Regions from separate parts of the Homo sapiens genome. Here region 1 is linked to region 2. The links are chromatin loops, found by intact Hi-C in ENCODE. Cell type or tissue: heart left ventricle. All regions are shown on one strand. Each heading gives the region's core, and the rest is flanking DNA. Links, peaks and the distances in the headings are about the cores only. Region 1 overlaps LOC124904971 (a long non-coding RNA gene). Region 2 overlaps CSTF1 (cleavage stimulation factor subunit 1).

Region 1 (8,401 bases), core at 242-8,241, 150 kb before region 2:
ATGCCTGTAATCCCAGCTACTAGGGAGGCTGAGGCAGGAGAATCGTTTGAACCCGGGAGCGGGAGGTTGCAGTGAGCCGAGATTGCGCATCGCACTCCAGCCTGAGCAACGAGAGCGAAACTCTGTCTCAAAAAACAAAACAAAAACAAAAAAACCAAAGAAAAAACCATATATCCTAATACACACATATTGCCTTTTACTGATTTTTTTTTTTTTTTTTTTTGAGACAGAGTCCTGCTCTGTCGCTCAGGCTGGAGTGCAACGGTGCAGCTTGGCTCACTGCAACCTCCGCCTGCCAGGTTCAAGTGATTCTCTTGCCTCAGCCTCCCAAGTAGCTGGGGCTACAGGAGCGTGCCACCACACCAGCTAATTTTTGTATTTTTAGAAGAGACGGGGTTTCACCATGTTGGCCAGGCTGGTCTCAAACCCCTGACCTCGTGATCCGCTGGCCTCAGCCTCCCAAAATGCTGGGATTACAGGGCAGAGCCACCGCACCCGGCCCACTCATTGTTTTTCAAAACTGAGATTATATTAAGCATTCTTTCTTACATCTTGCTTTCCTTAGTTAACACTACCTTGTGGAAAGCTGTCATGGCCAGCTGATAGATAGCCCTAGGTTATTTTTCCTATCCTGCAAAATATTCTAAGATGCAACATTCAATCATTTCTCTATTTATAGGACTGTGTGCTTAGAAAACTCAAAACATACTAGTTATTTTTTCAAAACACTGGAATAAATAAGAAAGTTTGGTTAGATGGCTAGTCTCAGGATAAATATACATCAAACAAGGCTGGGCGTGGTGGCTCACTTCTGTAATGCCAGCACTTTGGGAGGCGGAGGTGGGTGGATCGCCTGAGGTCAGGAATTCCAGACCAGCCTGGCCAACATAGCAAAACCCCATCTCTACGAAAAATACAAAAATTAGACAGGCCTGGTGGTGGGTACCTGTAATCCCAGCTACTAGTGAGGCTGAAGCAGGAGAATCACTTGAACCCAGGAGGCGGAGGTTGCAGTGAGCCCAGAACAAGCCACTGCCCTCCAGCCTGGGCGATAGAGCAAGACTCCATCTTAAAAAAAAACAAAAAACAAACAAAAAAAACCACACAATAGTTTTCTCACACTGTAGCAATAAACACCTAGAAATTTAAATAAGAAACATTTTCATTCAGCATGCAGACAAAAACTATGAAACACTTAGAAATAAATTTGGCTGGGCGCAATGGCTCATGCCTGTAATCCTAGCACTTTGGGAGGCGGAGTGGGTGAATCACCTGAGGTCAGGAGTTCGAGATCAGCCTGGCCAACATGGCAAAACCCCATCTCTACTAAAAATACAAAAATTAGCCAGGCATGGTGGCGGGTGCCTATAATCCCAGCTACTTGGAGGCTGAGGCAGGAGAATCGCTTGAACCCGGGGGGGCAGATGTTGCAGTGAGCTGAGATGGCGCCACTACCCTCCAGTCTGGGTGACAGAGCAAGACGCCATCTCAAAAAAAAAAAAAGAAAAAAAAAGAAAAAGAAAAAGAAAAAGAAAAAGTTGCCGGGCATGGTGGCTCACGCATGTAATCCCAGCACTTTGGAAGGCTGAGGCGTGCAGTTCACCTGAGGTCAGGAGTTTGAGACCAGCCTGACCAACATGGTGAAACCCCGTCTCTGCTAAAAATACAAAAATTAGCCAGGCATGGTGGCGGGCACCTGTAATCCCAGCTACATGGGAGGCTGAGGCAGGAGAATGGCATGAACCCAGGAGGCAGAGGTTGTAGTGAGCTGAGATCGTGCCACTGCACTCCAGCCTGGGCGACAGAGCGAGACTCTGTCTCAAAAAAAAAAAAAAAAAAAAAACACAAAAGTCAAAATCCCCCAATTATGATATAAATTGAATACAATTCCAATTAAAATTTCAGTAAGATTTTTTTCTTGGAGAGGTTGTGTTAGGCATTGAATAGTTTCCCCCAAAAAACCTATGTTGAAGTCCTAACCCCAGTACCTGTGAGTGTGACCTTACTTCTTTGAAGATATAATTAAGATATCATTTAAGATGAGGTTATACTGGATGAGAGTGGACCCATAATCTAATATGACCGGTATCCTTAGAAGAAAAGGACTGCAGCACTATTCGCAATAGCAAAGACATGGAATCAACCTCAATGCCCATCAGTGATAGACTGGATAAAGAAAATGTGCTACATATAGACCATGGAATACCATGCAGCCATAAAAAGGAATGATATCATGTCCTTTGCAGGGACATGGATGGAGCTAGAAGTCATTATCCTTAGCAAACTAATGCAGGAACAGAAAACCAAATACTGCATATTCTCACAAATGGGAGCTAAATGATGAGAACACATGGACACATAGAGGGGAACAACACACATTGGGGTCTGGCCAAGGGTGGAGGGTGGGAGGAAGGAGACGATCAGAAAAAATAACTAGGCTGGCCACGGTGGCTCATGCCTGTAATCCCAGCTACTCGGGAGGCTGAGACAGGAGAATCACTTGAACCCGGGAGGCGGAGGTTGCAGTGATCCGAGATGGCACCATTGCACTCCAGCCTGGGCAACAAGAGTGAAACTCTGTCTCAAAAAAAAAAAAAAAACAAAAAAGAAAAAATAACTAATGGATACTAGCTTAATACCTGGGTGATGAAATTAATAATCTGTAAAACAAACCCCCGTGACACAAGTTTACCTGTATAACAAAGCTGCACATGTACCCCTGAACTTAAAATAAATGTTTTTGTTTTGTTTTGTTTTTTTAAAAAAAGAGGAGGGCCCGGCCCAGTGGCTCACACCTGTAATCTCAGCACTGTGGGAGGCTGAGACAAGTAGATCACTTGAACTCAGGTATTCGAGACTAGCCTAGGCAACATGGTAAACTGCTCTCTCTACTAAAAATACAAAACATTAGCCGGGCTTGGTGGCATGAGCCTGAAGTCCCAGCTTCTTGGGAGGCTGACGTAGGAGGATCACTTGAGCCTGGGGAGGAGGAGGTTGCAGTGAGCTGAGACTGTGCCACTGCACTCCAGCCTGGGCCACAGAATGAGACCCTGTCTCAAAAATAAAAAAAGAAGAGGCACAGTGAGGAGAGAGCCATGTGACCCCAGGGCAGGTGCTGGAGTGATGAGCCTACACCCAAAAAGTGCCAAGAGCTGCCAGCAACACCAGCAGCGAAGAGAAAGGCAGAGAAACATTCTCCCCAAGAGCCTGTGGAGGGAGAACATGGCCCTGCTAATCGTTTGATTTGAGACTTCTGGCCTCCAGAACCGTGAGAGGATACATGTCTGTTGTTGTTGGGGTTTTTTGTTTTGTTTTTTTGAGATAGAGTCTCGCTCTCACTGCAACCTCCGCCTCACAGGTTCAAGCGGTTCTCCTGCCTCAGCATTCCGAGTAGCTGGAATGGCAGCCGTGCGCCACCACCATGCCCGGCTAATTTTTTTTGTATTTTTAGCAGAGACAGGGTTTCACCGTTTTGGCCAGGCTGGTCTTGAACTCCTGACCTCAGATGATCTGCCCACCTCAGCCTCCCAAAGTGCTGGGATTACAGGCGTGAGCCACTGCGCCTGGCTACGTGTCTGTTGTTTCAAGCCACCCAGTTTGTGGTACTTTAGGGTTACAGCAGCTGTAGGAATCTAGTAGAGGATAGAATTAAATAACTGTTGAATGAATGAAGTTAAATTCCTGATTTCATTGGGCAGATATAAATTTTCCTTGCCAGAAAAGAGGATACAGTTGGCAAATCTTCCCCAAACCACAAAAAATAAAAATAAAATTAAAAAAACCTGATCAGAGGGGATTATCAGCATTCTGACCTGGGCTTGGAGTGGGATCCTCACTTCTTCCACAGGATAACTGTAAAAACTGCCGCAAGATTTGCATCTTGGTGGGACCAGCAAGTTTCAGGAATTCATTCCCAGAAACAGTGGCTCCTCCTGCCCCGACTTCCTCAGCCACCGCCAACACACCCATTTCCACCTTGTGTTCCAACACCTCCCTTTTATGTGAACGATTCAGAGAAAGATAAAGTTGATTATGTGATTCTCAAAGCAGAGGGAGCTGTGGCCAAGAAGAATGCAGTGTCTCACGGCCACACCAAAGGATTTTTCCTACCTGGAAATTACGAGGTCTTTCTTCTTCCTGAACTTACCTTGCCCTTGTTTCCCAGAGGCCTAAATCAAGGGAGCAGGTGTGTTTCCAATCACTCATTCACCAGCTGTGAGCAGGGCATACAACCAGTGGTAAGTCAGACAAAACTTAGTGCCTGCATTGAGCATCCAGTGCACCGAAGAGTCCAGTGCACTGAAGAGGGACACAGATTTTCTGTAAATAAACAAGATAATATCCTAATGTGATCAATGTGGAGAAAGTCAGGTGGTGTGATTAAGAATGAGTAGGGGCGGCTGGGCGCGGTGGCTCATGCCTGTAATCCCAGCACTTTGGGAGGCCAAGGTGGGTGGATCACCTGAGGTCAGGATTTCGAGACCAACCTGGCCAACATGGTGAAACGCCATCTCTACTAAAAATACAAAAATTAGCTGGGCGTGGTGGCAGGCGCCTGTAATCCCAGGTACTCGGGAGGCTGAGGCAGGGAGAATTGCTTGAACTCAGGAGGTGGAGGTTGCAGTGAGCCAAGATTGTGCCACTGCACTCCAGCCTGGGTGACACAGCAAGACTCCATCTTAAAAAAAAAAAAGAATGAGTAGGGGCCAGGCATGGTGGCTCACGCCTGTAATCCCAGCATGTTGGGATTTTGTGAGACCTTGCCTTTACAAAAAACAGAAAAAATTAGCTGGGGGTGATGGTTCAGCCCTGTGGTCCAAGCTGCTCGGGAGGCTGAGATGGCAGGAGCACTTGAGCCTAGGAGGTTGAGGCTGCAGTGAGCTGTGAACACACCACTGCACTCCAGCCTGGGCAACACAACGAGACTCTGTCTCCAAATAAACATGCTCATCACCTTAAAAAGAACCTCAAGGCCATTAGCCCTTCCTCTCCTAAGCTCTTGGTAATCACCATTCTACTTGTCAGCTCTATGGATTTGCCTCTTCTGGACATTTCACACACAGGGAATCATATAATATGTGGCTTTTGTGTCTGTTGCAGGTACCAGTACTTCATTTTTTTTTTGAGACGGAGTCTCACTGTCGCCCAGGTTGGAGTGCAGTGGCACAATCCCGGCTCACTGCAACCTCCGCCTCCTGGGTTCAAGCGATTCTCCTGCCTCAGCCTCCGGAGTAGCTGGGATTACAGGCGTGTGCCACCACGCCCAGCTAATTTTGTGTATTTAGTAGAGACGGGGTTTCACCATGTTAGCCAGGCTGAGCTCGAACTCCCGACCTCAGGTAATCCACCCACCTCCCACTCCCAAAGTGCTGGGATTACAGGCGTGAGCCACCGCGCCTCGCCCTCCCACTCATTCTTTTCTTTTCTTTTTTTTCTTTTTTTTTTTTTTAGACAGGGTCTTGCTCTGTCACCCAGGCTGGAATGCAGTGGTAGATCACAGCTCACTGCAGCCTCCATCTCCTGGGCTTAAATGATCTTCCCGCCTTAGCCTCCTGAGTAGCTGGGACTCCAAGAGGGCACCATCACACTCGGCTAATTTTTTTTTTAAATAGAGACAGGCTTTCACCATGTTGCCAGGCTGGTCTCGAGCTCCTGAGCTCAAGCAATCGTCTTGCCTCGGCTTCTCAAAGTGCTGGGATTACAGGCGTAAGCCACCGCACCTGGCCCACACAGTGCTTGAATAATTATTCTGGCAGTGTCTCACACGTCCAAAGAAGTATGGAGTTCTAGGGAAAGTTCATGTTTGGCAAATGAATGACTGGTTGCTGAATGAAGACTAATGTTGGATTTCTAAATACTGGCAAGCTTTGCACTCTGAGGGAATTTTTGCCTTTCTTTTTTTGAGATGGAGTCTTGCTCTGTCACCAGGCTGGAGTGCAGTGGCAAAATCTTGGCTCACTGCAACCTCTGCCTCCCGAGCTCAAACCATCTTTCCACATCAGCCTCTTGAGTAGCTGGGACCACAGGTGCACACCAAAACATCTGGCTAAGTTTTGTATTTTTTGTAGAGACAGGGTCTCACTTATGTTGCCCAGGCTAGTCTCGAACTCCTGGACTGAAGCCATCCACCCACCTCAGCCTCCCAAAGTGCTGGGATTACAGGCATGAGCCACCATGCCTGGCCTGAATTTTTGTCTTATAAGAGATGATCTTGCACCATCAAAAAAGGTTAAAGGATGTTCAGTCTATTCTGTCAAAAAGGCAGGAGAATACATAGCACGGTTCATAAGACTAAAATTTTAAAATTCTTTATCGAAGGGATTTTGTTTCCTTGGGTGTCCACAGCACCTTTTTTGGTGTGATAATGAAGGATTGTTCCTAAGCACCTGGTACTTGCCAGGCTCCATGCTAAGGGTTTCAAGAGTAAATACTTCACTGAATCCTCTCAATGATCCTGCTCTATTCGAAAAGCACTTTGCGATGAGATTCAGAGAGGTTAAGGGACCTACTTAAGGTAACACAGCTGGTAAGAAGCAGCTGTGGTTTAGGAAGGCAGGACTTCCAGCTTCCAGCTTCTATGCCTTCTCCACTGCCTCACACTGTCACACTCAATGGCTGACTCCTCATCTATGCGTTGACAAAGCCCTGGTGCCTCCAGAAAGCTGGCCTGGAGTGGAGAGTTAAGTGTCTGGGAGCCTTCCCTCCTGAATGCGACATTTCTCTCCACGTTGCATGGAATGGCACCAAAACTTTTTTTTCTTTAAGACGGAGTCTACTCTGTCTGACACAGTGGTTCACGCCTGTAATCCCAGCACTTTGGGAGGCCAAGACAGGCGAATCACGTTAGGCCAGGAGTTCAAGACCAGCTTGGCCAACATGGTGAAACCGCTTCTCTACTAAAACTACAAAAATTAGCCAGGCATGGTGGCGCATGCCTGTAGTTCCAGCTACTCGGGAGGCTGAGGCAGGAGGATTGCTTGAGCCCAGGAGGTGGAGGTTGCAGTAAACTGAGATCATGCCACTGCACTCCAGCCTGGGTGACAGAGCAAGACTCAGTCTCAAAAAACAAAAAACAAAACAAAAAAAACAAAGATGATCAGGTCCCTGATATAAAATTGTGTAGTATTTGCGCATAACTTACACATATCCTCCTGTGTACTTTAAATGATCTCTAGATTACTTATAAATGTAAATGCTATGTAAGTAATTGTAGTTTAAATAGTTTAAAACAATATGCTACATTGTTTTAAGATTTTTATTATTTTTTATTGCTGTACTGGCTTTTTCTTTCTTTTTTTTTTTTTAGAGACAGAAGGCTCTGTCTCCTAGGCTGGAGTGCAATGGTGCGATCTCGGCTCACTGCAACCTCTGCCTCCGGGGTTCCAGCGATTCTCCTGCCTCAGCCTCCCAAGTAGCTGGGATTACAGGCACCCGCCACCATGCCCAGCTAATTTTTGTATTTTTAGGAGAGACAGGGTTTCACTATGTATTGGCCAGGATGGTCTTGAACTCCTGACCTCAAGTGATCCCCCCGCCTCGGCCTCCCAAAGTGCTATGATTACAGGCATGAGGCACCGCACTCGGCCGTATTGGGTTTTAAAAATATTTTTTATTTGAGGTTGGTTGAAGTCGAAGGCCTGAAACCCATGGATACGGAGGGCCAACTGAATCTGTTGTTTAAGCCACCTGGTGACCTGAAATGATATTTTGTTACAGCAACCTGAACAGACTAACACAACCTTTGTTAGATGATGATTTGAGAATATTTTCTTCCATTCCCTCAGTTGTTTTTTCACTTTCTTTCCATTTCCTTTGAAGCACAAAAGTTTTTCATTTTGATGAAGTCCAATATCTATTTTTTCCTTTTTGATTTCTTGTGCTTTTTGTTGCATTGCTTTGGAATAAGAAAAAAACAGGGGGGGAACATTTTATGAAAAAAAAACAGGCCCAGACATACTGCAGCCTATTCATGCAGTGACATTCCTGTCCACGGGGAGCTAACACTCAGTCAGCATTCCCATGGGGTTGACTCCTCCATTCGTCTTCCTCTCTGGCCTTTTTCCAGGTTGCAGGAGAAGTCTTTCATGTTCTGATGAGCCAGATGGCACAACAAACAGCTTTGAATTTAAGTGGGATGAGTCATCACTTAAATGTACTTAGAAATTCTAAAATTAGTCCAGTGTAAGCCATTTCTGCTTTCTGTTTTCAGTTTCTCTGACTGGATGTGCCAACAGTGTTTGCTGACTGTAGAGTAAACCCCAACACTGGCAGATGGTGGTTGTGCTGCTTGAAGTGGAGATGGGCAAACCCTGCCCGATCTAGAAAAACGTGTACCATGTGTGTTTTTAATAGCAAAACATCGGGGAAACCTAGACATCCACCAGTAGGGAACTGGTTAAAT
Region 2 (8,249 bases), core at 250-8,249:
GCACCTGTATTCTCTCTCTTAAATCAAATAAACTTATCGTGTGTGTTGTACTTGAAACCCCTGCTAGCTCATGCAGTTTATCATCACTTGCCAACTCTTTTTACTTTTCCTAAATTCAGATCCAATCTCTAGAGAGGACCTACAGCATAGCAGACACTGAGCAAAATAAGTCTGCATTTTTTTTTTTTTTTGAGACGGAGTCTTTCTCTGTCACTCAGGTGGGAGCGCAGTGGCGCAATCTCGGCTCACTGCAACCTCCACCTCCCGGGTTCAAGTGATTCTCCTGCCTCAGCCTCCAGAGCAGCTGGGATTACAGGCACCCGCCACCACGCCTGGCTAATTTTTGTATTTTCAGTAGAGACAGGACTTCACCATGTTGGCCAGGCTGGTCTCAAACTCCTGACCTCAAGTGATCCACCCACCTCAGCCTCTCAAAATGCTGGGATTACAGGCGTGAGCCACAACGCCTGGCCCCGGCCTGCATTTTTATTTAGACAAAATGGTGCCCATTCTTCCAAGCCAGGCTCAAGTTCTATCCCCAACCAGCTGTGGGGGATAGCTTACCGCTATCTTCTTGTCAGACAGCATTTTTTAATTTTTTATTTTTAAATTTTCTTTTCTTTTACCACACCTCTGAGGCAAGTTCAACAGATAGCACTTAGCGTCTTGTCCTCTGGTTGTCCCATGTGTCGTCCCCACAAGTCTGGGCACCAGGATGTATTTACCCATTGAAGTAGCTGACTGATTTCTGGCTGAGACAGTCCACATTTTTAAATGTTATCATTGTTAGAAATTAACTTCAGGGCCAAGTAATTGGCATGCTGCAGGCGATAGCAGATAACAGGGAGGGAACAATGACCCCACGCAATGAACAGTTTGGTTCAAGGAGGAGATCCATAGAGATATTAAGATATAAATTATATTAATAATAATATATTAATATTATATTAAGATATAATTCAGGTACCATAAAATTCACCTTTATTTATTTATTTTTTTTGAGACGGAGTCTTGCTCTGTCACCAGGCTGGAGTGCAGTGGTGTAATCTCGGCTCACTGCAACCTCCACCTCCAGGTTTCAAGAGATTCTCCTGCCTCAGCCTCCCAAGTAGCTGGGATTATAGGTGCGTGCCACCATGCCCGGCTAATTTTTTTGTATTTTAGTAGAGACAGGGTTTCACCATGTTGGCCAGGATGGTCTTGATCTCCTGACCTCGTCATTCACCTGCCTTAGCCTCCCAAAGTGCTGGGATTATAGGTGTGAGCCACCGCACCTGGCCAATGCACCTTTTTGAAGTATACAATTCAGTGGTTTTTAGTACATTCAGAGTTGTGCAACCACCATTTCAAAAAGTAATCCTCTTTCAATTCCTGGACATTTACCCCATTAGCAGTTACTTGTTCTTCCCCCAGCCCCTGGAAACCACTGTTTCTGCTGTATTGTTGACTTTTATGTCTGAAATTCTCTGTAATGAAAAGGAAGGATGGATAAACTTGCCCAAGGTCACAGAGTAAAGTAACAGACCCAGAAACTGAATTCAAGTCTCTTAGAAAAGACTCCACAGTAACTCAAGTTCAGATGGTTTCCATCAACTTGGCAGACTCCCGGCAGTGATTCTTCCCTATACTGAAGAGCCTGCCCTTAAGCTCATAATACAGATCAGAATGCTATAATTCACAAGTTGTTTTTTCTAGGGAAAACAACCTCAACTAGAAAAGTAAGACACAAAAGTAATAGGCTTTGGCCCTGAAATTATATCAACTAGCTCCTACATAGATACCTAGTTTGATATTTTGTGAATAAGGAACTTGACCTCTCGGTCTGTTATTTGAGCCCTCTATGGTTTTTCTGAATGAAAGGTGTGAGAAACTGCCTTAGACATTTTGCTGCAATCCATTAGTATTTTAAGGCAAATGAGCCTTTAATGTGGACAAACATTGCAAGAACTATTAGTCTAGGAAACTGGGTGCTTGCATAATATCCGGTTGTCTGAAGGCTGAAACAGCTGGAGTTCAAGGGAACTACGTCAGAAGGACTCTAGTGAGGTAATCTTAATGCTCTTGGCAAATGTGCTATCAAGAACAGTAGTTTGGACCGAATTTTCTTTTCTGAGACAAGTGAGTCTGACCAATTCACTTCTATAGTGCCTTATACATGCGTAGGGAGGAAAATTGCTTTTGCATGTTTTTCTGTATGCTTTTATGTTGTTTTCATGTGAATATCAAGCTCCCTGACTGGTAGTAGTGAAACACTGGGCACTCGATATTTGAATTATAAAGGACAGCTGAACACCAGACTTACAATGTTCAAAACATTAAAGGCTTGGCGGGAAGTTTCAGGCTGTAATCTCATGAAGATTACTCATAAAAATAGCTCTTTTGACCAAAGCAGAATTTCATGAATTGGCTGGGCAAGACAGCTCAGGTCTGTAATCCCAGAACTTTGGGAGGCTGAGGCAGGCAGATCATTTGAGGCCAGGCCTGGCTAACATGGCGAAGCCCCATCTCTACAAAAAATACAAAAATTGGCCGAGCGTGGTGGTGCATGCCTATAATCCCAGCTACTTGGGAGGCTGAGGCACAAGAATCATTTGAACCCGGGAGGTGGAGGCTGCAGTAGAGTGGAGATCGCACCGCTGCACTCCAGCCTGGGCGAGAGTGAGACTGTCTTAAAGAAAAAAGAAAAAAAAGAATTTCATGAATTGCCCACAAATTCACCAAATATTCTGCTGCAGGGATAATACTGGGAGGGCTGGGGAATCTGCAGCCACTCTAGTTATTAGTGATTAGTTTTATCACCCAAGTTTTGACCCCCAGGTTGGGAGGGAAAAGGAATTAGGGCAAGAATTGAAAACAAGGATGCAAAGGAAATGCTCTGGGGACAGAGTGGGGACAGGAAGCTGGAGGGAAAGGCTGAATGCCGGCAGGAGAGCAAGAAAAAGCCAGAGAGAAAATGATGCCCCAGGCAAGCGGTCGTTACTGGGGAGCAGACAGAGTGGCGAGGAGTTGCTTGGCCAAAAGACGCCTGTGAAAGAGGCTTCATAGAGTCAAATATCCAGTCAGGGAGCAGGAAGGCCAACAGTTAAGAGCTCCAGGGAAAGGCCAAAGCAATTCACGATGAAAACTAGAGAAACATTCCAATAGGAGGTTTTCCACAAGTCTTATTCTTTAATTCAAACCTGCCCAGTCCCTTGTGCAAGTTTTTTTTTTTTTTTTTTTAGATGGAGTCTCGCTCTTGTTGCCCAGGCTGAAGTGCAATGGTGCGATCTCGGCTCATCGCAACCTCTGCCTCCCGGGTTCAAGCGATGCTCCTGCCTCAGCCTCCTGAGTAGCTGGGATTACAGGCATGTGCCACCACACCCGGCTAATGTTTTTGTATTTTTAGTAGAGATGGGGTTTCTCCATGTTGGTCAGGCTGGTCTTGAACTCCTGGCCTCAGGTGATCCGCCGGTCTCAGCCTCCCAAAGTTCTGAGATTACAGGTGTGAGCCACGGCGCCTGGCCTTGTGCAAGTTTTTTAATCCTTGGTCCCATTTTTATTTTGATACAGAGGCTCGCTCTGTTGCCCAAGCTGCAGTGCAGTGGCTTGATCCTGGCTCACTGCAACCTCCATCTCCCTGGCTCAAGCGATTCTCATGCCTCAGCTTCCTGAGTAGCTGGGACTACAAGTGTGCGCCACTACACCCGGCTAATATTTTTGTATTTTTGGTAGAGATGAGGTTTTGCCCTATTGCCCAGGCTGGTCTCGAACTCCTGACCTCAAGCCATCTCACAGCCTCGGCCTTCCAAAGTGTGGAATTCCAGGCGTGAGCCACCACGCCCGCCCCTTGGTCCCATTTTAGTTACTGTTTTAGTTCTCTGAATTTAATCTGTGTCTGGTAATTCCACTAGGTCCTTGCAAGTCTGATTATGTTATTTTTGCTGATTCTTATCAGGGTGGCTTGTTTCCTCACGTACCTGACTGTGAGTTCATGATCCTCAGAGGTTTATCTGGGATAGAGGGAGGACTGGGGTTAAGACGTGTTCTTGCACAGAAAATTCGTGCTGGCCTCTGCCAGATACTTGTGGCCACCATCAGTTGGAGACTGCTTTAAGATCCCCATTTGATTTTCTCTGAGCAGTACAGGTAGCGTAAATTGTTCCAAACCTGCATGAGGAACAGTGCGTGGACCGAATTCTCAGGAGACCCTCCCTTGTGCCAACACCAGACACCCTCTCTCCGAAAACCCCTGAGCCAGCACCAAGCAGGCAGATTTCTCGTCTTTCTCTGAGGCAGGTTTTTGTCAAGTTCATCCTTTTACTGAAGGGGCACCTTTGGGGTTCCAGGCTTTCTGGGTCTTGACCAAAGTTCCTCCTCCATGAAGACTCAGAGCTTTGACTTCTGCTCAGAGATGAGTAGGTTACAGGAACTGACCTACTCAGTGCTCCAGCACTGCGAATCCTCTGGATTTGTGCTTTGTTCTGCCCCTCAGGAATTCCTTCTTTCTTGCTGTCTCAGCTAACTATTAGAGATTTAAAAAAAGTTCTATCCAGGTTTGAATTGAAAGGGCTCTGGAAATATCTGGTTTGTTACCTTTTTAGAAACAGATGTCTCCCGCTTAGGAACAATGGCTTCCTCCCTCCCTGAAGTCTGTTTGTATCATCAGGCATGAAAACAAAGAGCTTTACAGGTTGAAGTGCATGCTGGAGATTTTTTTCATTAAGCCCTTTAATCGCAGAAAAGGAAGCTGTATCCCAGAAAAATGACTTGCCCTATTACTTACCAAGTCAGTAACAGAGCTGAGACTGGACTCTCTCACATTGCTCTTCCTAAGGAAAACCAAAGTGTAAGCAAAGATAGCGTTCTCTGAATAAGCCAAAAAACTGAATTATACTCAAGTTCTTTAACTTCACAGAGAGCGGCCGGGCACGGTGGCTCACGTCTGTAATCCCAGCACTTTGGGAGGCCAAGGTGGGCAGATCAGAAGGTCAGGAGTTCAAGACCAGCCTGGCCAACATGGCGAAACCCTGTCTCTCCTAAAGATAGAAAAAATTAGCCAGGCATGGTGGCACGCGCCTGTAATCTCAGCTACTCAGGGGGCTAAGGCAGGAGAATCGCTTGAACCTGGGAGGCGGAGGTTGCGGTGAACCGAGATCGCGCCATTGCACTCCAGCCTGGGCGGCAGGGTGAGAATTCGTTTCAAAAAAAGAAAAATTCATAGAGAGCAGAGGAGCAAAGATAAAGAGCTAAAGGTGATCCAGCTATAAAAACCTGACTTCTGGAACAAAGCACTAAAGAAAGGGTGAACAGTACCAAAGTCATAACTGCTGTTTGAGAACAGATGTTCAAATGTGGGAAATGTTCAAAGTAAGTTCCAAAAAAAATAAACTAGCTTATCATTGTATATAAAGTTTATTTCAGAAATCACGTATCTTAAAAAAAAAAAACACACAGAGGGTATAAGTTCGTATCCTGACCAGATATTCATTATTTGAATGGCAGAGTGTTGTGTGGTACAATTAACGAGATGCAGATACTAAGTCCATATAATATTCCTGGCATTTACACCAGGCTCACAACACTGTGACCTTTAAAAAGCAAAAAAACCAAAAACCAACCAACCAAACAAACACAAAAAAAACAAACCCACAAAAAATGAAAAAACAGCTACTTCTGAAACACATAAAAGTATCTTGATCTTTTAAAAACAGGTCCTGAAACTACAGATCCATTGCTGAGACTACTCGAAAAACTGTAAAACATGGGCATTATTTTAATTCGTGAACAACTGAAAAGATTCAATGGAGTGCCATGTGGTCATTTTAGTATGTGAGTCAAAGCAGAATAATAGGGAAACATTAAATCTCTCCTTTACAGTTTAAGAGGTTGAAAGCAAAAGGAAAGTCTGAAAAAAGAACAGGGGAGGTTTGGTTGGTAATGTTTTTGGTAGAACTGGTTATCCTTGTTCGTATTTAGTAGGTGCCTTTTAGTCTTACGAGAGTAGCACCCACAGATGGCCAAGTTCAAATATCAAAGAATCAGAATGCAAAGTACAACTGGAAATTCACACTGGAATTCAACTGGAAATATGCATCAAAAAATATGGCTCTTTGGAAATCTGAGCTAAAACCCTGTGATGTAACATGTTAAGATGCTTAAGACAGTTTTACAGATCAAGGAGTTAAAACGATCCTCAAGGATGACTAAAACAGAATGTTTACGCAATAACTTCAGTAACTTCGTATGATGGGGCCGCGCGTGGTGGCTCACGCCTGTAATCCTAGCACTTTGGGAGGCTGAGGCGGGCGGATTACCTGAGGTTGGGAGTTCGAGACCAGCCTGACCAACATGGAGAAACCCCGTCTCTACTAAAAAAAATACAAAATTAGCCGGGCATGGTGGCGCACGCCTGTAATCCTAGTTACTCGGGAGCCTGAGGCAGGAGAATCGTTTGAACCCAGGTGGCGGAGGCTGCGGTGAGCCGAGATCGCGCCATTGCACTAAAGCCTGGGGGACAAGAGCGAAACTCCGTCTCAAAAACAAAACAAACAAAACAAAACAAAACAAAACTTCCTATAATATAAAGCAATGACTTTTACTTCAATCTATTTACTATTTTTATCAAATGATCCCAGATTATATTTCTAGGTACTCCTATGCAGATCATAAGGTATTTGTTTTTTGGGATAAATATAAAGCAAAGTTTATGTTTGTACAAGGGGAGTTCAGAGTTCTCTGACTCTGCTAGTGCTGAATCCAGAGAAGTACTGTCATGTTCTAAAAAGCTTCAGGAAGGCTGGGCGCGGTGGCTCACGCCTGTAATCCCAAAACTTTGGGAGGCTGAGGCAGGCGGATCACGAGGTCAGGAGATAGAGACCATCCTGGCTAACATGGTGAAACCCTGGCTCTACTAAAAATACAAAAAAAAAAAAAAAAAAAAAAAAAATTAGCCGGGCGTGGTGGTGGGTGCCTGTAGTCCCAGCTACTTGGGAGGCTGAGGCAGGAAAATGGTGTGAAACCAGGAGGCGGAGCTTGCAGTGAGCTGAGATCACGCCACTGCACTCCAACCTGGGTGACAGAGCAAGACTGTGCCTCAATTAAAAAAAAAAAAATTCAAGAAAAAGAAAACTTGTATCAATTGGTTAACTGCATAAATCTTCTGAGAATGCAGTTACTATGTGCCTCCATGATGAGAAGTTAGTTCATGCTGACGAGAACTGAAGACTTAAAACCACCTAAGAAAGAGGTCAATCGATACTAATCATTCGTGAAGACAGGCAACACCTGAGAGCAATAGCAGGCTGACCTAATTTAATTAGATCGGATATATTTTCAATTGTTTCTCATGAAATCATAATCTTACCAGAAATACAGTTACTAAAGACAAGTATTGCAGATATTGAAGGATAATGTAGGGAGTATGTTGAAAGATACTGTTCCTATAAATTGTCAGGAAAAACTGGCCATTAATTTTACAGAAGTGAAAAATATATAACAATAAAGTTGCAGATCTGAGCTTTATTATCAGAATAACATCATTTCAGGATAGAATTGAGGGATTCTTGAAAATGCTTTTGATAATGGCATAAAACTCAGGAGTCTCAGAGCTGCATGCCTGCTTATCTGTTCAAATATACCTGGAAGGGAAATACACAGAGGGTTCAGCAGAATAAGCAAGAAAGTTGACAGAAGAACCAAATGAAAATTCCTCATGTCAAAAGCACTTTAATGCCCTATCCTCCTTCAATCAAGAGATCAAAAGAAACGGCAAGTCCTGTACTTACAAAACCGATGAAAATCACACTGTAATAATCAGTGAATGTAGAACTGCACAGATCTGTGTTTCCAACTTTTTCCACCATGATTCTACATCAAGGTAAAAAAAGATTCTTTTATACAAATCCAAGAAGAATGTGGACAGAGGTGGCAGCAAAACGTCAAGGATGGTGCACGGACTTACGACTGCAGCTGAGACAGGACGTGGGGGAGGAGGGTAGAGTCCTCGAGAAAGAACCCTACGGAGAGGGTGGCTCAGTCAGTGGTCGATCTCCGGTACCAAAACCGCGCTCTGAAGTCATCGCTGCACGTCATGAACCCGGGGTTGGTGGGGGAGTGCACTATGCAGCGTACAATATTGTTGTGCCCCAACGACAGCAGGTTTCTCCGCTCGGCTGTCCTCGAGTCCCAGCAGCAAAGACTGATCGTCCTCTCGTCGGGCAGCAACACATAGTCCTCGGTGTGGTTAAACACAGCCTGTGTCCGGTGCACCT

Evidence for each region. Peaks named below come from ENCODE experiments on the same cell type or tissue, not always from the same donor. Only the 100,000 strongest peaks of a DNase experiment are listed, where the experiment ranks them.
Region 1: it touches region 2 in a loop (9-fold over the local background); 4 of 110 quality-filtered maps call a loop at or near these places.

What each region holds. Positions count from the first base shown.
Region 1 is chr20:56,554,800-56,563,200 of GRCh38, reverse strand. It overlaps LOC124904971 (a long non-coding RNA gene), which reads right to left. Exons shown (of 2, transcript XR_007067758.1): 2 at 7,590-8,401. Among named protein-coding and RNA genes, the nearest start is that of LINC01716, 19 kb to the left of the region's middle. RefSeq lists an enhancer at 8,316-8,365. In heart left ventricle, for the core only: a CTCF peak has its summit at 7,983; no DNase peak of the experiment used is centred there; H3K27ac peaks cover 774 bases.
Region 2 is chr20:56,403,489-56,411,737 of GRCh38, reverse strand. It overlaps CSTF1 (cleavage stimulation factor subunit 1), which reads right to left. Exons shown (of 6, transcript NM_001324.3): 6 at 5,376-8,249. The coding sequence ends at 8,011. Among named protein-coding and RNA genes, the nearest start is that of CASS4, 4.6 kb to the left of the region's middle. In heart left ventricle, for the core only: no CTCF peak of the experiment used is centred there; no DNase peak of the experiment used is centred there; H3K27ac peaks cover 3,311 bases.